Regions from separate parts of the Homo sapiens genome. Here region 1 is linked to region 2. A link is an interaction called in ENCODE POLR2A ChIA-PET data of the cell type or tissue named here. Cell type or tissue: PC-9. All regions are shown on one strand. Each heading gives the region's core, and the rest is flanking DNA. Links, peaks and the distances in the headings are about the cores only. Region 1 overlaps CDC42BPB (CDC42 binding protein kinase beta). Region 2 overlaps CDC42BPB (CDC42 binding protein kinase beta).

What was found. ChIA-PET counts read pairs that join two places held together with the same protein. Peaks named below come from ENCODE experiments on the same cell type or tissue, not always from the same donor. Only the 100,000 strongest peaks of a DNase experiment are listed, where the experiment ranks them.
Region 1: POLR2A ChIA-PET joins it to region 2 with 6 read pairs; 2 of 35 experiments call an interaction of 5 or more read pairs at or near these places.

The regions. Positions count from the first base shown.
Region 1 is chr14:102,945,561-102,953,882 of GRCh38, forward strand. CDC42BPB (CDC42 binding protein kinase beta) reads right to left here. Exons shown (of 37, transcript NM_006035.4): 24 at 6,938-7,043; 25 at 4,906-5,042; 26 at 4,205-4,344; 27 at 2,161-2,242; 28 at 908-1,124; 29 at 102-164. Among named protein-coding and RNA genes, the nearest start is that of AMN, 27 kb to the left of the region's middle. RefSeq lists an enhancer at 1-784. In PC-9, for the core only: no CTCF peak of the experiment used is centred there; no DNase peak of the experiment used is centred there.
Region 2 is chr14:103,006,902-103,015,223 of GRCh38, forward strand. CDC42BPB (CDC42 binding protein kinase beta) reads right to left here. Exons shown (of 37, transcript NM_006035.4): 2 at 5,196-5,287; 3 at 1,571-1,654. Among named protein-coding and RNA genes, the nearest start is that of CDC42BPB, 46 kb to the right of the region's middle. RefSeq lists a silencer at 2,071-2,365 and an enhancer at 2,071-2,365. In PC-9, for the core only: no CTCF peak of the experiment used is centred there; DNase peaks (open chromatin) are centred at 2,170, 4,240 and 7,700; H3K4me3 peaks cover 1,040 bases; H3K27ac peaks cover 6,308 bases.

The sequences.
Region 1 (8,322 bases), core at 223-8,222, 61 kb before region 2:
GCGCATTTGTCTTAACCCTTAGGAGCTACTGACCCTGTGCTGTCTGCAGAGGCCAGGCTGGGCCTGTGACATCCCAGGCTGGAAACGCCCTGCTCACTCACCATCTCGGGTGACCTCTATGACATAGAGCCCTTCTTCTAGGCCGACTGCAATCCTGTCTGCATCTGTGGAGGGGTAAGTAACATACACAAAGTCAGTACAGCCGACCGTGAACAATATGGGTTTGAATGCGTGGGTGGGCTCATTCACAGATACTTTTCAACCATATGTGGATGAGAATACAGCATTCCAGGGATGTGACACTTCAGTATCGGGGGTGACTTTCTCTCTACACGAACTCCACAGGGCCGGCTGACTGTGGGATTGAGTCTGCAAGGATTTGGGTGTGTGTGGGGCTCCTGGAGCTGACCCTCAGGCTTAGCCGGGGCCAACTGTACTGTCCGCACAGGTCATCTGCTTTTTTTTTGAGACGGAGTCTCGGTCTGTCGCCCAGGCTGGAGTGCAGTGGTGTGATCTCGGCTCACTGTAAGCTCTGCCTCCTGGGTTCATGCTGTTCTCCCGCCTCAGTCTCCCAAGTAGCTGGGACTACAGGTGCCCGCCACCACGCCCAGCTATATTTTATTTTTATTTTTATTTTTTTTTTTAGCAGAGACAGGGTTTCACCGTGTTAGCCAGGATGGTCTCAACCTCCTGACCTTGTGATCCGCCCGCCTTGGCCTCCCAGAGTGCTGGGATTACAGGCGTGAGCCACCGCACCCGGCCTCGTCTGCTTCTTAACATGCATGGAGAAACTGTCTACAAACCCAAATGGACCTGTGACCTTCATCTGATTTTCAGATGGGCACTGCAGCGCCGCCGGAAGTGCTGTTGCTTCAGACACCTGAAGGACACAACCTTTGGGACGTACCCACGATGGCAGCTGTCAGGATGGCCTTGATGAGAGGCAGCGAGCTGTCGTAGGCTTCCAAGGGAACATGCACGACCTGATTCCTCAGCCGGTTTTTATGAAGGATGGACTGGAGTCCTTCTAGAATCCCAACCCACTTCCTCTTTTCATTCTCATTTTCTGTCAGAATGAGCAGCGAGCTGGTCTTAGAAGGTGCACCTAAGAGAGAGGCCGTCACCTTCATGACAGGAAACAGAAGAGAAGAGAGAAGTCATCAAACGCCAAAGCCGCACGCAGCTACCACGGCCCTGCTGGAGCCACGCACCCCAGGAGCAACGGGGGCTGATGTGCTTCCCAGGCAGGGACCCCTGACTCCACCTCGCTGGGCGCCTTGCAGAGGCTCCCGCGGCAGGACACGGAAGGGGCGGGGTTCTAAACAGCCCCGTGAGATCGCTTCCTGGTCCCATTTTCGTTAATTCTGCTTTTGTCAAAACTACGAGTAGCTGCCTACTTTAAATCTGCTTTCTTGAATAATCATTATAAAAGTAGATTCTGAAAATGTGTCCAGGAAAAGCAGATCTCAAAAACACTGGCCCAAATCATGCCTCCCTGTGAGCAGCCTCTGAGCACGCATGCTACCAAATGACCATCGTTCCAGTAACAATGATGGTAATTTCCTGTACTGTGTATGACAGGGTTGTTTCTGAATAGAGCTGTGATTTAGTAAAAGCTAATTTATAGACTTAGTTTTGTTATCAAAATTTTGCTGTTTATAAGAAAATTCCCAGTGGAGGGGGCTGGAGGGTTTCTTTCCCCAATTCAGTCTTCTAGGAACGTCCTAATGCTACAATGTCTAACACTAACTCAGTGAGGGAGCACTCACTCAGTCAACAAAAACGCTGGCTCCAATTGGCTGGGGGGCACTGGAGAGGCACCTTCATGCCTAACCTGCCACAGCGCCCGCCTGGCAGTGCACACGCTGTGAGGACAGTGGCCGGGACGTGGACTGAGTGGAAGAGGAGTTTCAGATGTAGGAGAAGGGAGGGTCAGTGAAGAGGGGTGTCTGGGAAGAAGCCAGCCAGGAGGCTCCCCGAGACGGGCACAGGCTGCTACTTGGCCAGGACGGGACGCACAAGGACCTGGAGCCAGGCTGGAGGTTGAGACCCTAGGGCCACACTGGAGGTGCGCTGATGGCTGCCGCAGCACAATGACATGCCTAGAACAATCAGTTTTAACCATGTGCTTTGTTAAAAAGATTAATGAAAAATTCATACCCTGAATATACATGGAATATCTCGGCGTGTAGCATGAATGACATCTGAGGCCAGGACTGAGCTCACGGAAAACTCGTCATCTCTGGTAAGGAAGAAACATTGACCCCGCTGGGAGACACGCGCACAGGACCCAAGGCCCTCCCACGCCCTGCCCTGCCCTGCCCTGCCATGTCCTTCCACCACCGTGTTCTGCAGTGGAGGGCGGGTCCCTCGCCTCCCCAGATGTAAGAAACACGGGCAGGGCCAACAAACTCAAGACTCTGGCAGGTGTTTCAGGGCTTAGGGATGCCGCAAGGGAAACCCCGGAGCCTCATCCCCACTGTGCTGGTGCCTCCAGACTATGCCAGTTACAGAAGACTCGGTTTGCACTTGGCACAGCCAGGCAGTCCCTCCAACAGCCAAGTGCAGAGGACAAGTGGGGTGAGGGGTGTGGAAGTGAGGGGGGAGTGGGAGGGAGTGGGGGGTGGTGGGGGGTGGGCGTGGAGGTGACAGGGGAGTGGGGGGTGGGTGTGGAGGTGGAGGGGAGTCGGGGGTGGGGTGGGGGTGGAGGTGAGGGGGAAGTAGGGGGGTGGGTGTGGAGGTGAGACGGGGAGTAGGGGGGTGGGGTGGGTTTGGAGGTGAGGGGGGTGGGGGGTAGGTGTGGAGGTGAGGGGGGAGGGTGGGGTGGGTGGAGAGGTGACGGGGAGGGTGGGGTGGGTGTGGAGGTGAGGGGAGGGTGGGGGGTGGGTTTGGAGGGAGGTGAGGGGGAGTGGGGGGTGGGCTTGGAAGTGAGGGGGAGTGGTGGGTGTGGAGGTGAGAGGGAGTGGGGTGGGTGTAGAGATGAGGGGGAGTGGGGGCTAGGTGTGGAGATGAGGGGGTGGGGTGGGTGCGGAGGTGGGGTGGGTGCAGAGGTGGGGGGGTGGCTGTGGAGAGGGGGAGTGGGGGGTGGGTTTGGAGGTGGGGGGGTGAGGGAGTGGGGGTGGGTGTGGAGGTGAGGGGGGAGCAGGGGGTGGGTGTGGAGGTGAGAGGGGGAGCGGGGTGTGGGATCAGTGTGGAAATGCTGTTCTGAAGAGGTTCCCTAAAGAGTGCTGAGCCCTCCGATGGGGCCCCTGACTTGGGCTCATGCCAACTTTTCGTCTACCAGTGGCCCTTCACCACCAGGCCAGGGGCACACCTGTGCACAGCCAGGGACTGGCGGGTGCCCCGGGGGAAGGGACATGGAAAGTGGAGTATGCTGCCAGGTGATGCCGACTCACCCTCGCTGTCCTCAGGGTACCCACCCAGCAGCCCTGCCCCCAAGAACCAATGCTACAGATGGAGTACCCAGCCCCGGCCTGAGCCCAGAGCAGTCCCGTGTGCACCACACAACAGACGGTGCACGGGCACAGCACAGAGATGACACAAAGGCAGTAGCATGGCTCCGTGTGCAGGCCCCGGGCTGAGCTAGGCCTCTTAGTGATGCGTTTACCTTCACAACAACATTCCACATGCCAGTAACATGACCACTGTCCTCTTCTCACTAACAGATGAGCCACAGATGTCAACTCTAAGAGGAAGTGGGAAGGAGGCCCCGCCTGCTCCTGCAGCTGACACTGGGTGGCACTGAGACAGGGTCACATAGCAAACGCTACGGCCACGCACACCCACATGGCCCACGGCTCCAGACTTCTTCCACACACCAGCACCTGCTGCGGTCTCTAAAACGCACAGACGGCTGTGGGCCGCGTGGCTTTTCTCTGGGATATCTTCTGCTTGTTCTTGGGCATGTGGTTTTCTTATGTTAAATTAATTCCCCTGTGGCAAACTTCTCAACGCAAACACATGCGAGGCAGGAAGCGTCTACAGCGCTCCCGTTCCTGCGCACGCAGGCCCGTATGCATGTCTGTTCATACGCATGTGAGCGCCTGAAGTCATGACTAAGCTGTACCCATTTTTGCAACCATACAATAATGAAGCAGGTGAAGTACTAATGAGGTGAAAGACTACTAAGGAACACACCGTCCTTTTGGCTAAAGATAGCTGAGGAAGATTCACAGAGCAAGGACAGTGCTGCCCAAACGCAGACCTGAGATCCAAGACTTGGCTCGCAATGACACCAGGCTGGGTGGATTTTCCTTCAGGCAGATCATACAGGAAGAGCTTGCAGTCACAGACGACTGCATATGCGCGCTGCCATCCCTTCTTCACCCCCGTGGGCTTTGGGACCTATGAATAAAAACAAACAGTGGCCACGTTCCACCAGGCCAGGCAGGCCGCCAGGCCCCATTACACTCGTTCACAATCTCCTTCCAGCTGCCAGGCTGGCGGCAGAGCTGTTTGGACAGAGGGATGTTTGCCCAAGAAGGCTCAAGGCGTTGCTGGGGAGGGGTCCATGCGTGGCAGCAGACGGTGCCAGGGAAAGCTGGCAGCTCAGCCAACGCTGTGTCCACCCCATGCAGGGTGCTGTGGTACACGCAGCCCGACAGTCTCGTAGAGGTGGGCCTGGCACAGTGGCTTTCAGACTGAGCTTCTGCCCACTGGCTGGACACTCAGCCCAGGATGGACTCTGAGTGAGCGTCTGCGTGGAGGCCTCAGGATGCCCAGGCCATTCAGAACAGCGGCTGCGCCGACCTGATGGCCTCAGTGCCCAGGAGGGTAAGCCCCCTAGGACTGGCACCAGGGCCACCTGCCGCAGCAAGGGGCTGCTTTCAAGAGTGGCTGGGCATGGCTATTGGTCACTGCACCTCACAGGCACCGAGGGCTGAGGGCGGAGATGAAGCCGCCTACCTTGACATGGCCTTTGTAGGCTGTTCCGATGCCTCGCTGCACGTCCACGCCCAGAGGCCTCTTGGACTGCTCGGGAGGTATTGGGCACACCTGGGGGGCACCGTCTTTGCAGGACACGTGGCAAGCAAAGGAACACACTGGAAGAGAGCAAGAACACTGCCTTCAAAGCTTGCTGCCTACAGAGAAGTCACTGCAGAACCTATGCCCTGAGGAGGCAATTTAATAATCACCAGGTCTCGCCTGGAATCCCAGCACTTTCGGAGGCCGAGGTGGGCAGACCACTTGAGGTCAGCAGTTTGAGACCAGCCTGGCCAACATGGTGAAATCCCGCCTTTATTAAAAATACAAAAATTAGCCAGGGGTGGTGAAGCGCACCTGTAATCCCAGCTACTCGGGAGGCTGAGGCAGAAGAATCGCTTGAGCCCGGGAGGCGGAGGTTGCAGTGAGCTGAGACCACACTATTGCACTCCAGCCTGGGCCACAGAGCGAGACTCCATCTCAAAAAAACAAAATAAAACAAAACAAACAAAAAATAATGATCAAGTCTCACATCAAGTCCAGACACCCAAAAAGGTAAGAACAGTTGCAAGGCAGAATCCACACAAAAGCTCAGGGTTTCTGGCATGAATGCGTCTTCAGCATGCGCACAGGGAAAGGGCCCATGGCAGAAGCCTGCTTCCATGCTGTCCCTGCCAGCCCGGGCCGCCTCCCACACGTGGGAGTTTCTACACGGCAATTCAGGCCAGCGGTCATGGGGACGTGGGGTCTTGGCAGCCAATCAAAATGTGCATGAGTTGAAATAACAAAAAACAATGCTTCTGCTATAATGTAGAATGAAGGGCATCTCTGTTCACAGACCCATGGTCAGGAAGGCGTGAGTGCTCAGAGCCAGTGCGAGTCTGGGCTCCAGGACCCTCCCACAGCACTGGGTGGCTTGGGGTGGTTGCTCATCTGTGAAATGGGGCAATCACTGAGGGGGTAAGAGCATGTCGAATCCCAGCACAGGGCAAGAGCACAAGATATAGCCTTAAAAATATGATGGGCTGGGCGCAGTGGCTCACACCTGTAATCCCAGCACTTTGGGAGGCCGAGGCAGGTGGATCACTTGAGGTCAGGAGTTCGAGACCAGCCTGGGCAACATGGCGAAACCCCATCTCTACTAAGAACACAAAAATTAGCCAGGCATGGTGGCGTGGGCCTGTCCCCAGCTACTTGGGCGGATGAGGCAGGAGAATCACTTGAATCTGGGAGGCAGCGGTTGCAGTAAGCTGAAATTGAGCCACTGCACTCTAGCCTGGGCAACAGAGTCAAACTCTTGTCTCGAAAAAGAAATAGAAAAAAAGAAAAAAAATACGAATGACGACCAGAAGCAGAGACAAATAATTGTGGTTATCTTTAGATAATTTGACAGTGGAAGGTTTTACACAATTACTTTTCCTCTCTGATTTTCTAGAACAGCTGCAGATGATCTACTTCGTAGTAATTCTCAGTAGATGAGTTGAGTCACCACAGAGGCGCACAGCACAATGGAGCCCCCAGCACAGCAGGGATCCACGGTTCCACAGACCTTTACTGAGGATTTGTAAAAATAAACCTGCCAGGCTGGGTGCAGTGGCTCATGCCTGTAATTCCAGCACTTCGGGAGGCTAAGGCGGGAGATCACTTGAGTCCCAGAGTTTGAGACCGGTCTGGGAAACAAAGTGAGATCCCTCAACTCTCTACAAAAAAAATTTAAAAATAGCCAGGCATGCTGGTGGTGTGTGTGTCTGAGGTCTCAACTACTTGAGAGGCTGAGACAAGGGAATCGCTTGAGCTGAACTGTGATTGCACCACTGCACTGAAGTCTGAGTGACAGAGTGAGACCCTATCTCCCCACTCCCCCTAAAAAAAACCCTGTCCTCAAATCATGCCAATGACATTTCACTTTAGTTTGGTTTGCTTGCATCAGGGCTGCCCTGGAGCCGGCTGGTGCCCTTAGCTGCAGGGGTGTGGGGCTGTGCACGCTGACCCCAGGAGCTGCAACGACACTCACCCTCGCAGGCGTAGCCCTGCCGGATCAGCCCAACCATCAGGGAGGTGCAGTGGCTGCACTGAGTAGGGCTGGAGAAGGACTTGATGCTGAACTGGTGAGCTTTTGGCTGGAAGGAGAAAATCAAGAACACTGAGGTGAACCATGGACTCTTGAGAGTCAGATCCATCTGCCTGTGATCCAGTTTATACACAGCTTGGGCATTATCCTGAAAAGGTGGAAATGTGCAAGTTCTGGTCTTGGTCTACGTGTTCCCTAACAGGGCTCATCAAATAGTGGTGAAAACCACCTACGAGCCTGAGCCAGAGAGAGGCCAACAAATACTTCCTTCAGTGGGAGAGCACTGCTACCAAAAAGCGAGGTCAGCTGGGCCAGAGGGCCGAGGTGGCATGGCCAGTGCTCTTTCTGGCTCATGCTCCTGGCCTCCTGGAGACCAGCACCAACTGGCTCTTGGGGGCCGACCTGGGGCCACATTTAGGTTGGGCTGCACACAGGCCTTGCATGTGTCCAAGAGACACCCAAGAATCACCGACAGGAGGACAGTTCATAACAGCAAACGCCTGGAAAGGCTCACGGTCCCTCATCAGGAGTGGACACATTGTGAACCCAGCGGCAACTGCAGCAGCCCCAAGGCTGAACAGAGGGTCGTGGTGCAGGCCATGCGGGACCGCCTGTTTACCAAGCTCAGGCGCAGCAGAGACCAATACGATCCTCAGCAGGAAACAGATGTGGGTGAGACCACTTGCAAGAAGTAGGGGAGTGACCGACACAAACTCCAGAGAGCTGTGGGGGAAGAGGCTGGCTGAGGTGGGCAGGGAGGCCGTGGGGCGGTGGCCGGGCCATCAGGACTAGGAGTGACACACCAGCACTCTGCAGAGTTGCTATCAAATATGGTAACCAAATAAACGACCTCGCGACTTGGTCCCTGACTCTGCAAGAGTCTTAGTCCAAAAGCCAAACCCTTAGGTAGCCTCATAGAAGTTTGGCTTCTTACGTCCAGCCGGCATAGCTGCCTGTGGCAGGAAGCACAGGCAGAGGCCGTGTCTACATTAACAACAACAAAAACCACCTTAGGCCACAGGGCTACGTACTCGCAATGCTTGGAACTCAGGGGCCCGTCACCCTGGAGACTTTCTGATCTGCGTTGATGTTTATATGAAAGAAAAGGGGATGTTACAGAAGAAGCCGAGGCCAGGACAGGGGAGCAGGGGCCCAGTGGGGCCGCTGTGCTGGCTCTCCAGGATGCACTTGTGGAAAGGATGAGGCTCAGAACCGCACATGCACTGCAGGGCCGTTTATGCTGGGAGTCATTCTCACCCACCAGCCACATGGTTCTGTAAGGTTCTCTAAGTGCAGGCAGACAAATGAAAATCAATGTGGAGAAGTAA
Region 2 (8,322 bases), core at 235-8,234:
AACACCTGATACCTCTCTACACTTTCATGTAACAGTAGCTACTTTTTCCCCTAAAAATTTGCTCCAATAACATTCCTGTGTTTGCCACTGTTTGGGGCGGGGAAAGGGCTGCTGGGGCTGAGGGCAGGCCCAGCGGAAGCACACAGTGAGATGACTGAGTGAAGATGGAGGAAAAGAGAGCAAAGGCTTCTCCCAAAGAAGGAAGGGAGACCGTGTACACCCCAGAAGCTGGGAGACCCAGGGGGCCGAAGCAATCACAGGCCACCGACATTTTGAGACCAGGGTAACTACAAAATGGTGCTAACTCTGTCAACCAACACGCGTTCAGTGAGCAACAAATGGTTGTGAGACCTTGTGCTGGGTGCCATAGCAGGGAAAGGGGAAATGGGTGCAGAGCGGGGGAGGGAAAAGCCAGAATGACTGAGTCACGAGGAACCGATAACACCCACCAAGTTAATAAAACCCAGGGCCCCAGAGAGATCTGGCCCGAATCGATGGTTGTACTGTTGTCGGCCCAAGGTGGCAACCATCATGGGCAGCACAGGCACAAATTCCAGGACCAAAGAGGAAAGCGTCACCTCAAATTACTAGAAGGGTGAGAGGAGTAAGAGGAGAGGGTCTAGAAACCCAAGAAGGACTTCCCAAAATGAGGAGGTGGCCACGTCGAGAGGTTCAACTCCAGAAGCAAGCGCTGACCGCAGGGCTGAGCAGCCTAGAGCCACCGCAGCGCTGCCAGGCACAGGCCTCGCTCAGGGCGGGTCAGAGACACACGGGGCCACAGCAAACCATTGTGATGAATGGCAGCCTGCAAGGAGGGGACTGCCAAGTGCCTTCTGGCAGAGGCGGGAGTCACGGGAGAGGATGGAGCATGATGGACGGAGCAGATCTGAAGCAGGAAGCAGGTCAACTGGCCAGGAAGGGCCTGGGCTCTGAGTGCAGGGGAGGGGAAGACAACAGGGCGGGTGAGGACAGAAACTCAAGATGGCCAGAGAGGAAAAGCGTGGGCTCCCCAGCAGGCCTGGCCTGCCTTAGGCAGGCAGGAGGGAGACCAATGGCAGAGCACGCGGCTGTAGAGGTGGGGTCAGAGGCATGGAATGGCCACCAAGAAGACTGACACGGAACTAAGAAAAAGGAGCTGATCAAAGCCTGCTGGGCAGTGGTCCACTTCATTTCTAATCGTGAGGATCCTCTAGGTGGGAATCTAAAGACCTATTCTGTATGTGAGCAGGGTCCAAACGTGTTAATTCCTTTTGTGTATGGAGCAGAACTGCAATCAATGCTGAAACTCTCCCGATGCTTTTTATTTGCCTTTACAGTAAACAGGACCCGCCAACATTCTCGAGGGTGCACTCTCAGGAACAGTGTCCAGCAAGCAAGTGGTCGCTGAGGCGGGGAGCAGCAGGCGCCAGGGAGGAGACTGAGACCTCCTCAAAAGAGAGTGCTCGCTCTGTCCGGGGGGCAGGGAGGCCCAGGGCTGTGGGGTGGCTGCAGCTTTTCCCCAGCTGGCTTCACAGTCACTTTCTGCTCACCCCAAGCCCCATTTGTATGGCTTTTCAAGCTCCATACTTACCTCTGCTCTTTTCAGCATCTCCCACTTGTTGAGGATTTTCATTGCATAAATTCGTTCAGTATTCTTCATTTTGACAACAGCAACCTGCAGTGCAAATGTGAGTTGAACAAAGATGCGGTTCTTGAACAAAAGGCTAGCACGCTGGAGCTAAACTGTAGTGAAATCCTAACAGCCCAGGAGCCTGTGAAACCAGCAGTGACCGAAAGCCAAGTTTCCCACCTAGCATGTGCCAGTTCCTGCATCAAGAACCTTTTCTTCACAGAGAAAGGGACCGGCCACGTGGGCTCCGGAGTTTCACTCCTGCAAATTCACCCCTTTATGGCTCGGGTTCCACCACTACAGGAGGTTAATGGCAGGACCGGACTCCTGAGACACCTATGAGGACCCATGAGCACTGACAGTTAATGTGCCCAGCACACTGTGGGGCACAGTCAGCACTCAGCGCGCGGCCACCAGCCACATTCTTTAAAGAACAATTCAAGTGCCACCTCCTTCAGGAAGTCCTCTTGGACTTTCCAGTTTCTACCAAATCTTGAATAAGCTCTGCCATCACTACCAACACCCGTCAAGATGTCTGCACCATTGTCTGGTGCATTCCACCCTACGTAAGTCACTCACACACGGGCCCAAGTCTCCAACTCAGCACTTCCTGTAAGCTACTCACTGGCAGTGACAGCGGCTTCCATACCTTCTGGCTGCCAATGGCAAGCAGCCAGCATGTCCCCGTGCCTGCAGCAGCCATGGCCTGAAGAGGTCTTAAATGGCAGTATCATCTACCTGCCTGTTTCTAACATCAAATACCACACAGTCACATCGTAGAGTCACTGTGAGAGCTGCCATTCACCAGGCACATTCTGCGTGCCAGAGACGGTGTTGAGCCGCGCATCCGCACCCCCACTTCACCCTCACAGCGACCCCAGCTGCGGGGGATTTCTAAAATCCATCTTGTACAGATATGGACTCTGAGGCTCCAAGGGAACAAGACCAAGGAGGGAATCCAAGAAGCAAAGGCCGCATGGAAAGGACAGGCTCCCTTCAATCAGAGGAGCTCAAAAAGCGATCAATGTTATCTTCTTTGAAACTCACACAAAACTGAGTTTTGCATTAAGTTTTTGGCAAAAAAGAGTACTAAAAATAACCGTAAACCATTCTGTTAAAACAATTTTCTCTCTCATTCCTTCATTTCCCTTGGTCGTCTCTCTGCCCTGGTGTGCCTCTCCCTCCCTCCTAAATGCATTCTGGAAAGTCCTGCCATGGCTGAAGGGCTCTGTGTGGCCTGGGCCCTGCTCACCTCCAAAGCCCCCATGCCTGGCACAGCTCAATGCTTGGTAGCAGACAGACAGGCAATCACTTAATGCAATCTGTTTTTACTTTTAAAAGGCTTTCTCAACTAGGTACAGTGGCTCATGCCTATAATCCCAGCACTCTTGAAGGTGGAGGCAGGACAATCACTTGTGCCCAGGAGTTTGAGACTAGCCTGGGCAACATAGCAAGATCCCTGTCTCTACTAAAAAGAAAAAAAGAAAACAACTAGCCAGGTACAGTGGTGCATGCCTGTGGTCCCAGCTACTTGGGAGGCTGGGGCGGGAGGGTTGCTTGAGCCCAGGAGTTCAAGATCAGTCTGGGCAACATAGTGACACCCCATTTCTACAAATAATAAAAAAAATTAGCCGGGCGTGGTGGCACATGCCTGTAGTCACAACTACTCAGGAGGCTGAGGAAGAAGGGTCACCTGAGCCTGGGTGGTGGAGGCTGCAGTGAGCTGTGATCATGCCAGCACACTCCAGCCTGGGCGACAGAGCAAGACCCTATCTCAAACAAAATAAACAAACTCTCTGTCCCATCCTGGCCTGTGGTAAATTGACTTTGGCTGGTGAGGCCTGGATCCAGGGTCTGTACTGAGATAAACTGGGAGCTCCGGGCACGATGGGACGAGCCTTGCAGGGGCTGCTCTCCTCCCCTATCCCTCTGGTGAGACTCACTCATGGGGATGGTGCTGCGAGAGGGGGGCTATTTCCCTAAAGTACTGATTTGCCTTCTTTCACGTCTGCACACTGGAAAATGCACGCCCTGCACAGCAAAGGCCATCTCGCTTTGTAGTGGTGTCCAGTAGGTTTGCTGTGGGCAGAGCACACCTGCTGCTGGGATGTGACACAGGGCGTTTCCTTGTTTGATTTTTCCTCAGTGAACCAAAAGGCACAGTTCCCCAGCCAAGGAGAGCTTAGATCAAACCTCAGCATAGGTGCTAAGGCACTGCACAGTTTAAGAAGCAAAACTTGGCCAGGCGCGGTGGCTCACGCCTGTAATCCCAGCACTTTGGGAGGCTGAGATGGGCGGATCACGAGGTCAGGAGATCAAGACCATCCTGGCTAACACGGTGAAACCCCATCTCTACTAAAAATACAAAAAATTAGCTGGCCTGGTGGCGGGCACCTGTGGTCCCAGCTACTCGGGAGGCTGAGGCAGGAGAATGGCATGAAGCCAGGAGGCAGAGCTTGCAGTGAGCGGAGATCGCACCACTGCACTCCAGCCTGGGTGACACAGCGAGACTCCATCTCAAAAAACAAAAAAAGCAGCAGCAAAGCTCTTCCGGTGACTCACTGTCAAACCACCCGAGGCGGTACCGCGGCCGCTGAGGGAGCCTGACCTCTCCCTTGGTCTTGGCAGAACTGTTCTGCAAGGCCGAGGCAGGTCTGTGGAGATGGCCTGGAAGGCGAGGCCACACCGTGCCACGGGCCTCCTGGGGCAGGGCTCCCAGCCCCATACAAGGGACCTGGTGAGCCTCTCCAGCTGCACCTGCATGACTGGCCCTCCTCCCCTAGGCAAAGCCAACCGGACCCAGAGCCACACCGCGTGTGTCAACAGCAAGCAAGTACAGAGCATGAAAACAGCTGCTATTCGACCCTCTCTGTGTTTTTTAGAAAATGCCAAGAAGTCAAAATTCAATTAACAAATGGAGTTTTAGAAACTACGTCAGAAGGCTGGGCGTGGTGACTCACACCTGTAATCCCAGCACTTTGGGAGGCTGGGCGGGGCATCTGGGCAGGTGGATCACTTGAGGCCAGGAGTTTGAGACCAGCCTGGCCAACATGGCAAAACCTCATCTCTACAAAAAATACAAAAATTAGCTAGGCACAGTGTCAGCACCTGTAGTCCCAGCTACTCGGAAGGCTGAGGCATGAGGATAGCTTGAACCCAGAAGGCAAAGGTTGCCGTTAGCCAAGATCGCGCCACTGCACTCCAGCCTGGGTGACAGTGCAAGACGTCCATCTCAAAAACAAAAACAAAAAAAACTACATCTGAAGAAACTATTTTTGGTCCCAACAATCTCCCAGGTCAGTCAGAAGCTTTCGAGTCTCCTTTCTCTTCATTCTATCTTTCAGATTTTCTCCCCAGCTCCTTGGGAGGCCGAGGCGGGGAGATCACTTGAGCCCAGGAGTTCAAAGCCAGCCTGGGCAACATGGTGAGACCTCATCTTAGAAAGAGAGAGAGGAAAAAACAAACTCTCCAAATAATACTAATTACCTCATCCCCAAACCAATGTATAGGTGCACAAAAAGGTGAAATGGAAGCTGCTGATGTTTTGGCAATTTAGGCAAAGTTAACAAAATGAAGTTTATCTTACCTCACCAAAAGCACCTCTTCCAATTACTTTAATTATTTCAAAGTCTTCTCGATGAAGCTGCATTTCTTTCACCAGCTGTGTAAATGGTTTAGCTACAAGTAAAACAGTAAAACCAACAATTTAGTCTAATCAGTTCATACTATATAAAAATTTAATTGAGTGGGGTGTTGCACTAAGTTATACTTTTAAAAAAGTTTGTTTGAAAATATTTAATATCTGACATGTTTTGGAAAGTGAGCACTTATACCAATGGACACAGATGTGGATCCTGAGCAACTGCAGCCACGCACTGGGTAACACTGTTGCAGCCACGCACTGGGTAACACTGTTGCAGCCGACGACGGACCACATACAGAACAGTGATCCCACAAGATTTATACTACTGTATTTTTACCAAATCTTTCCTATGTTTAGATACATAAATATGGCCAGGCGCGGTGGCTCATGGCTGTAATCCCAGCACCTTACGAGGCTGAGGCAGGAGGATCACCTGAGGTCAAGAGTTCGAAACCAGTCAGACCAACATGGTGAAATCTCGTCTCTACTAAAAATACAAAAATTAGCCGGATGTTGTGGCGGGTGACTGTAATCTCAGCTACTCAGGAGGCTGACACAAGAGAATCGTTTGAACCTAGGCGCCGGAGGTTACAATGAGCCAAGATCGTGCCACTGCACTCCAGTCTGGGCAACAAAGCAAGACTCCATCTCAGAAAAATAAATAAATAAAAATAGACACACAAAAACCACTGTGCTACAGCTGCCTACAGTGTTCGGAACTGTCGCACGCTGCACAGGTGTGTAACCCAGGAGCAGTAGGTTGTGCCACATGGCCTAGGTGTGGAGTAGGTTTTGCCATCTGAGTCTGTGACGTGCTGTTGTCATGTTCGCACAATGACAAAAACCACCTAACCATGCATTTCTCAGGAGGTATCCCCATCGTTATGCAACACACAACAGTATACTTCAGTATCTATCATAGCAAACATCATCACACAAAAGTCTCCTAGTCAAAGCCAATAGGTGAACACCTATCGAGAGAGCAACTGATGGGTGCCCAAAGCCCACGTACAGGACACAAGTGCGTGAGGTGAGTGAGAGCTGAGCTCCACCTGCCTGCACGCAGGAGCCACGGGGCAGCTCAGGGAACACAAGACATTCTCCAAGGCAACACAAGTGCTGGAGTCTCCCTGGACACCCATGGCGGTCCCGAATAGGTCCTGTGGCGTCTGTAACAGTAATGTCCACCAGTCAGGCACCTTACACTGCTCTTCCCGGCCTCCTCACGCGGACTCTCTGAGACTAATTCTGTTATTATCCACACTTCACAGATGAGAAAACTCAGCCAGGTTTCTGTGGGCACTGTACTGGGCTGGATAGTGTCCCCAGCAAAACTCATGTCTGCTCAGAACCTGTGACTGTAACCTCATTTGGAAACGGTCCTTACAGACGTAACCAAGTGAAAATAATGGCACCTGCTGGAATAGGGTAGGCCCTAAGTCCAACAAGACTGGTGTCCTTCTAAAAGGAGAGAAGTCAGACTCAGACAGAGGTAAAAAGAGCCAAGTGGGGATGGAGGCAGAGGCGAGAGTGATGCGGCCGCACACAAGGAGCGCCAAGCATTGCCAGCACCCCCAGAAGCTGAGCGTTCCCCGGAGCCTGCGAGGGACATGGCCTGGCTGACGCCCTGCCTCTGGACTTCTGGCCTCCAGAGCTGTGAGATAAATATCTGTTGTTTAAGCCCCCCACTTTGTGGCAACTGGTTACATCCCCCACAAGAAGCTCCTAGAGGCCAGGCGCAGTGGCTCACACCTGTAATCCCGGCACTTTGGGAGGCCGAGGCGGGCGGATCACGAGGTCAGGAGATCAAGACCATCCTGGCTAACACGGTGAAACCCTGTCTCTACTAAAAATACAAAAAATTTAGCTGGGCGTGGTGGCGGGCGCCTGCGGTCCCAGTTACTCGCGAGGCTGAGGCAGGAGAATGGCGTGAACCTGGGAGGTGGAGCTTGCAGTAAGCCGAGATCGTGCCACTGCACTCTAGCCTGGGCGACACAGCGAGACTCCGTCTCAAAAAAAAAAAAAAAAAAAAAGCTCCTAGAGAGAGGTCAGGTCAACTCTTCCCAGGAACACAGAGCACAAGGCAAGGCCAGGACTGGAGCCCACACTGTCTGACTCCAGACCAGCTCGTGCCCGCCATGTATCCTGCCAGTCTGGCATCCGTGCAGTCAATTGTCTCTCTTGCACCTGTCTCTATTTTCACCTTCAAGCCCAAATCTGCATGTTTTATGCTAGGTTTTTTTTTGTTCTATCTGGTTCTTTTTCAAATTATCTATCACTACAGTTTTATGAAAGGTGCCTCTGGGGGAACTGAGTGAAGTGCACAGGGCCCTCTCTGTCCTATTTCTTACCACTGCAGGAGTGGCTACAATTAGCTCCAAAACACATGCGATCTGACACTTCCTGGGCTTCTGACTGAGTTCCATATTATTAATCTGACTAATCCTGTGGGTTTTTTCTCCTTTAATAGTTGCTCAACACCACTGAGGTTCGATCACCACAACTGCAAGAGCCACAGAAGGTTCCAGGGGCCTGGGAGACAGTGAGTTATGAACAATGGCCCCCATCACAGCAAATACACATCAGCAGAGATCAGGAAACAGAACAAATGAGTCCTGAGTTATTAAAAAAGAAAGAAAGGCCAGGCTGAAGAAAACCCTTGAGCTGCACTCCAGCCTGGGCGACAGAGTGACACTCTATCTGAAAAACAAAACAAAACAAAAAACAGTGAAGACAAAGACAGATGAGACGCAGGAAGCAGTTCGCACCAAGGCTGTGCCCGGAACGTCCTCTCTTTTCTTTCCACATTAATTACTCTCAAGTCACCCGGGCTTCCTTGTCAAGTTTCCCCCTACTCTTTTGATAAAACACATTTTGTTAATTACGTAGTTTAATAGTTGTGTACACATTTCCCTAAAGCGGGCAGACACAGATGATGGTGGCCAGGCTGGAAGTGGGAGGAACTTCGAGGCAAGCCTGGGGTGAAGGCTTGGAGAGGCAAAACCACAAAAGCAAAGCAGCAGGGGACCTGTGTGCAGGCAGGAGCAAGTTCCCAAATCAGAGGGCAAAG